Linked DNA regions of Mus musculus: region 1 is linked to region 2. A link is a loop called in an ENCODE intact Hi-C map of the cell type or tissue named here. Cell type or tissue: left cerebral cortex. All regions are shown on one strand. Each heading gives the region's core, and the rest is flanking DNA. Links, peaks and the distances in the headings are about the cores only. Region 1 has its middle 3.6 kb from the start of Slc25a1. Region 2 has its middle 6.6 kb from the start of Vpreb2.

Evidence for each region. Hi-C counts contacts between places; a loop is a spot of excess contacts. Peaks named below come from ENCODE experiments on the same cell type or tissue, not always from the same donor. Only the 100,000 strongest peaks of a DNase experiment are listed, where the experiment ranks them.
Region 1: it touches region 2 in a loop (2.7-fold over the local background); 15 of 42 quality-filtered maps call a loop at or near these places.

The regions. Positions count from the first base shown.
Region 1 is chr16:17,930,375-17,933,182 of GRCm38, forward strand. No RefSeq gene overlaps it. Among named protein-coding and RNA genes, the nearest start is that of Slc25a1, 3.6 kb to the left of the region's middle. In left cerebral cortex, for the core only: no CTCF peak of the experiment used is centred there; a DNase peak (open chromatin) is centred at 1,733.
Region 2 is chr16:17,985,722-17,988,529 of GRCm38, forward strand. No RefSeq gene overlaps it. Among named protein-coding and RNA genes, the nearest start is that of Vpreb2, 6.6 kb to the left of the region's middle. In left cerebral cortex, for the core only: a CTCF peak has its summit at 1,227 (motif pointing left); DNase peaks (open chromatin) are centred at 984 and 1,177.

The sequences.
Region 1 (2,808 bases), core at 249-2,748, 55 kb before region 2:
ATAACAGGGTGCTGACCCTTCATTGGCCTCTTTAGGGGCCCTTAATAAGGGCAGGCAGCTTCTGGAGGGGCTGCAAACAGCTGCCAGCTCTAGCCTGCAAAGGCATTCAGGGCTGGCAGCCCTAGTCCAGGAGACCTGTTTATTTTCTAGTCTACACCAACTAGGATAGCGTCCCTGCCTCAGAATCAGAGTCTCAGGGTATGGCCTTGGGACCCACATGCTTGAAGCGGTCTTGGCACTCAGCAGTGGGTTAGAAAGTGCTCCTGAGAGATGGAATTTCCATAGCATTAGAAACATCCGTCTGGATCAGGTAGCACAGGTCCCTGGAGTAGAACTCTGATACCCAGGAAGGACTTTAAAATCATGCATCGTCACCTTGTCACCTCAGTGAGCTAAGTAAAGTCACCCTCCCCACCCCAACTGTTGAATGGAGTCATTAATTGATTTGTGTGGTAACATTACTACTAAGAGTTTGGCAGAAGGGCATCACTCCAATGGGGTCTCGAACCCATGTACCTCAGGCTCCACTGGATGTTTTGCAGGAATACAGCCTGGCTGCACAGAGCCCAATGGACGGTGCTGAAGGTTTCACTGAATAGCAGTATGTCAGCTGCTACCCCACTGCCATGGATAAAGCCCAAGACTGTCAACTGGCCTGCTTGTCCCACATTCTGGTGGTATGTGCTGATGGCCTGGTCTTAAAGTAGCTCACTTACCAGGAACTGGCTCAGGCTAGAGTCACCGTCAGTCACAGGCTGTGCTGATCGAGGCCAAAGGGACTGACCATCATGGCTAGCACTTTTCTTAGGCATCGTCTTTTTTTTTTTTTTTTTTTGGTTTTTCGAGACAAGGTTTCTCTGTGTAGCCCTGAAACTCACTTTGTAGACCAGGCTGGCCTCGAACTCAGAAATCCACCTGCCTCTGCCTCCCAAGTGCTGGGATTAAAGGTATGTGCCACCACTGCCCGGCTTTTTAGGCATCATCTTATCACTTAGATGAAATAGGATACAACTAAGTCCATAGAATTGCCTCCAGGCCATTTTGTGCTCCAGGCAGCAAACCCAAAGTCCCGAGACACTCTACTAACTTCCCTTCAAGAGCCATGGCTGCAGCTCCTTGGCCAGCTTGGGACTGTATGATGCAGCACTCTGCATGCTGGGCAGTGTTCCACGCCAAGGCAGCACAGCTCGGAGCCTGCAGGCTGTTCTGTAGCAGAGCAGCACCAACTCCACCTAGGCCTTTCCCTACTGAAGACCAAGTGTTCCTAAAAAGGAGATACTACCTCCAGGGCTCTGTGAAGGATCAACTGTGATCTGTGACTCTGCTGTATTGCCCAAATGTGGCACATATAGGTGGGCACTCAGAAGACAGTGGGTCCAACCTAGGTCCAGATACCCTGATGCACAAAAAAGGTGCAGAGGCTGCTGTGGGCATCCTGGAAAAAAAAAGCAAAACAGGTCCAGGTCCTAACCCGGCACGGAACAGCCATCAGAGTGGCTGGTGCTCAAGAAACAGGGATCTACTTTTTCTCCACTTCCTCAAAACTTTCTAAGAGCCAGGCATGATGGTACAAGAGGCTCATAAGTTTGAGGTGACATAGTAAGACATCTGAAGAAAACCCTAGGTTCTATTTCTATACTTGCAAATATAATTCCCCCCCCCCATCCCCATCTGTGTGTGCCTGTGTGTGTTCATGTTCAGGCATGGCACCCAGAGCTCTGTACACGTTAGCATTCTACCACTCGCTCCACTCCCACGCTCACAGCCTCATTATAAACCCCAGCAGGAGAGAAGCATGCTGCTGTGGCCAGTGTTTCAAAGCCTCCTCCTTTGGGCCAGGTGTTAACTACTGCCTGTTTTGGAGAAAAGGAGACTGAGAAGTCACTTGATCCTGGTCACACAGCCCACTGCTTATGCACCACTGTGACCTGTCCTGTCTAGGAGCAACTTGTGAGGTTAGTGAAGTCTAATCTCACAAGCCACCACTGAAATCCTGGGCATATGCCCACCATGGGCTGTTTCACCGGGCAACCCCTGACTAGTTCATCGACTGCCTTTCTCCTAACCCAGTGGTTCTCAGCCTTCCTAATGCTGCGATCCTTTAAAACAGTTCCTCATGATGTGGTGACCCCCAACTATAGAATTATTTTCATTGCTACTTCATGACTATAATTTTGCTACTGATATGAATTATAATGTAAATATCTGATATGCAATATATCTTGAAAACCAGTATAAGTGGATTTTTTTTTTCTCACCTGCTCATGCCTGTCTTAGAGCACCTGCCTTGCTCCTGAAGTGGAAGCTCCAAGTTTCTGTCACATGTATCTCTTAGGACCTCTGATACCAACAGGGTCACAGTTTCAATTTTCATGATTACCTGACTGGGCTACTCTCAGCTGGCTTGTTTTAAAATTGAGTCTCATGTGGTCTCTCCTGTCCTTTTCCCTTCATGGGAAAAGACCTAACATAGACACCTTCTGGGGATGAAGCCGCAGTCCAGTGATTCTCAACCTCTCTAATGTGTATGACCCCTTAATACAGTTTCTTATGCTGTGGTGACCCCCAACCATGAAGTTATCTCCTTGCTACTCCATTACTATAATTTTGCTAGTTATGAATCTTAATGTAAATATCTATGTTTATTACTGGTCTTAGGCAACCATTGATAGGATGTTTGATTCCCCAGAGGGCTCATAGTCTGCAGGTTGAGAAGCACTGTCTTGAAGAAAGGGCCTGTTTCCAGATCTCCAGTGCTCCAGACCAAGTGTGGCCACCCACGGTGGCTTCTTAGAGGACTCAGGATGC
Region 2 (2,808 bases), core at 240-2,739:
GACCCTGAGTTCAGATACCCAGAGCCTATGGAAAAGGGTACAAGTAGCAAACACCTGTAATGCCAGAGCTCCTACAGGGATTGGAAGCTGCAGACAGGAGAGTCCTTGAAGTTCTCAGGCCAGCTAGCCTGGCATCAGAGGCAGCAAGCAAGCAAGAGATCTTGTCTCAAACAAGATGAAAGGCCAACACCTGAGGTTGACCTCTCTGACTTCCGCGTGCATCCAGTTGCACATGCATGCCCACACCCACTCGTACGAATGAGCGTGTGCACACACACGTAGATACACACAAAATATATACACATACCATAAACACACACACAAGAACTGCCTTCGTACTGAGAACATGCTTCAATCCCAGCTCTGAGGAGAAGGAGGCAGGAATCCTAGACCAACCTGGTCTCAAAGAAAACACCCCGAACCTGTACAACAGACAACAAACCTCTCAAAATTCTCCACTTCACTGACAACTTAGCTGCTTTGAGGGACTATTTGAATAGCAAAGGCAGGGTAAGCATTGGACTCTCTTCTCGTTCATTTATCAACTCTAGTGAGTGTATAAACCGGGGCAGAACTGCTCCAAGGTGTGGTTGAGGGGAAGGTTTTTATTGCAGAAATGAGGGAGAGAAAAGCCAGAGGCATCTGCAGGAGTCCACAGCAGAGGGGGAAAGCAGTGGACTGACACTGGTCAGCAGACTGGACCAGGCTGTGGCAAGAGAACAAGAGAGTGTGGGCAAGAGAGAGACCAAGAGAGGGAGAGAGGGAAGGGGCCAAGACAGGAAGACAGGGAGAGAGTACAGCTGAAATAACTGGGTTATAAGGGAAGAAGCTGGGGGAGAGAAGCCCGGGAGCTGGAGAAGTTGAGTGTGGGGGAGGGGGCGAGAAGCAATGTGAGGAGCCACAGGTACTTGTGGTTCTGAGTGATCCTGAAGTCAACAAGCGCTTTGGCAGGTTACCAGTGGGCGCCACAGATAGTCATTTGTCCTAACAGTGTAGAGAATGGAGTCATTGTCCTTTTCTTAGCAACAGACTTGAGAGAAAAGTAAAAATAGATACATTCCGTGTTTTTCTTAAAGAGATATAACCAAGTGAAAGAAGCCCACGCTTGTACATTGGTAAAATCAAAGTCACCCAGACCGCATGAGCCAATAAGGTGGAAAAGTCAAACATGCAGGTTTGCAACTCTCAACAGCTCTGGGGAGGCAAAGGAGTTTAGCGCCCTCTCCTGGTCACCCTGTAGAGCAGAGCCATACAGCATGTGGGGAACAAAGACGCTCCAGGTAGAATTCTTTAGAGGTTCCAAGAGTGAATTCTTTCCAAAGAACTTTCTAAAGGGAAATAGGAGTGCCCTGAGTGTTTTAGTTCCCGATGACAGGGAGGAACAATATGTGAGCAGCTTTTTAGAAATATGAAAACAACCATCTCTAACTGCCTTAATCAAAAGTAGCCAAGTATCATATTTTTCAGAAATATAAATATATACAGATAAGCATGTCCCCGACTAATGAGATGTCACATGTACAAAAGAAAGCACAGTGGTATCTCCAGAAACAGCCATTGCAGTTGTTAGATTTCAGAACATGGGACCAGCATTGCTAACACAAGGGGAAGTTTCAGTCATTCACAGAGGCTTGTCCCTACCCCAGGCTCTGGTGCCTACACATACTTGCTCAAAGACTTGCAGGAGATGCACACCAACATGCACACATATATGTGTAAATACAGATCCATTTATGTGGGCATGCTAGGACATATGTTATGTTCAGAAGTTCAGAGAGTATTTCTCCATCTCCTACCTCAGCACAGGCCCAAACCTATACCAGACAGGCTTAGAATTGTTTGTTTACATGGCATAGAAAGCCACACACATTGTGGAGACTATACTTTGAATTTTTAGTTTTAATGTTTCTATTGTGTGGCCTGAACCTCTTATAGTGCAGAAGAATTGTGAATTGTAGCTCCCAGCCAATCTTACAATCATGAAGGAGACATACCAGTACTGCAGAGTAGGATGCTGCAGTTGGGTGGACAGATGAAATCCCTTTTCTATCTACAAATTATCAGAATGTAGCCACGCTGTTTACTCCAAACACTGCAGAGTATCTGCAGGAATTTTGTCAAAACTCTGGTTCTGCTGAGTCATGGGGTCAGCACATGATGGAGGGCATAGACATTGGTTCTGCTGAGTCATGGGGTCAGCACATGATGGAAGGCATAGACATTGGTTCTGCTGAGTCATGGGGTCAGCACATGATGGAGGTCATAAACATTAGTTCTGCTGAGTCATGGGGTCAGCACATGATGGAAGGCATAGACATTGGTGAAGAGGTCAGCTCAGGAGCTTTGGCAAATCCCACCAGACCCCTCCCCTCCTGGGAGAGAAAGGTAATAGAGCACATAGGCACCCCTTCCCTCTGGAAGGTTGGGGGATTAATTACATTCCTCAGACCACAGGGAAATGACCATCTGCTACCTGTGGGTAGAGGAGGCTCAGAGCACATTCTGAGACTGTTGGCCACCTATAGACAAGGGAAGTCTTTGCCACCTCATCCCCTAAAGACTAATCAGTTTAAAAGTCACACTGTTCTACCAATCGCATTGTGCCTAATGGCTGCTGCTCTGAAAACTGTATAAAAACTCGCCACATGGGCTGCATGAGGTCATTCTCTCTCCTTTGTGTGTAGGGCGACCCCAGCATGCTGGAACAATAAAATTCCTCTTGCTTTAGCATGGATCCCCAACTCTTGTGTTCTTTATTCAGGGGGTCTCTGATAAGTGAAGGCTCGCCAGAGTCTTAACATTTGGTGC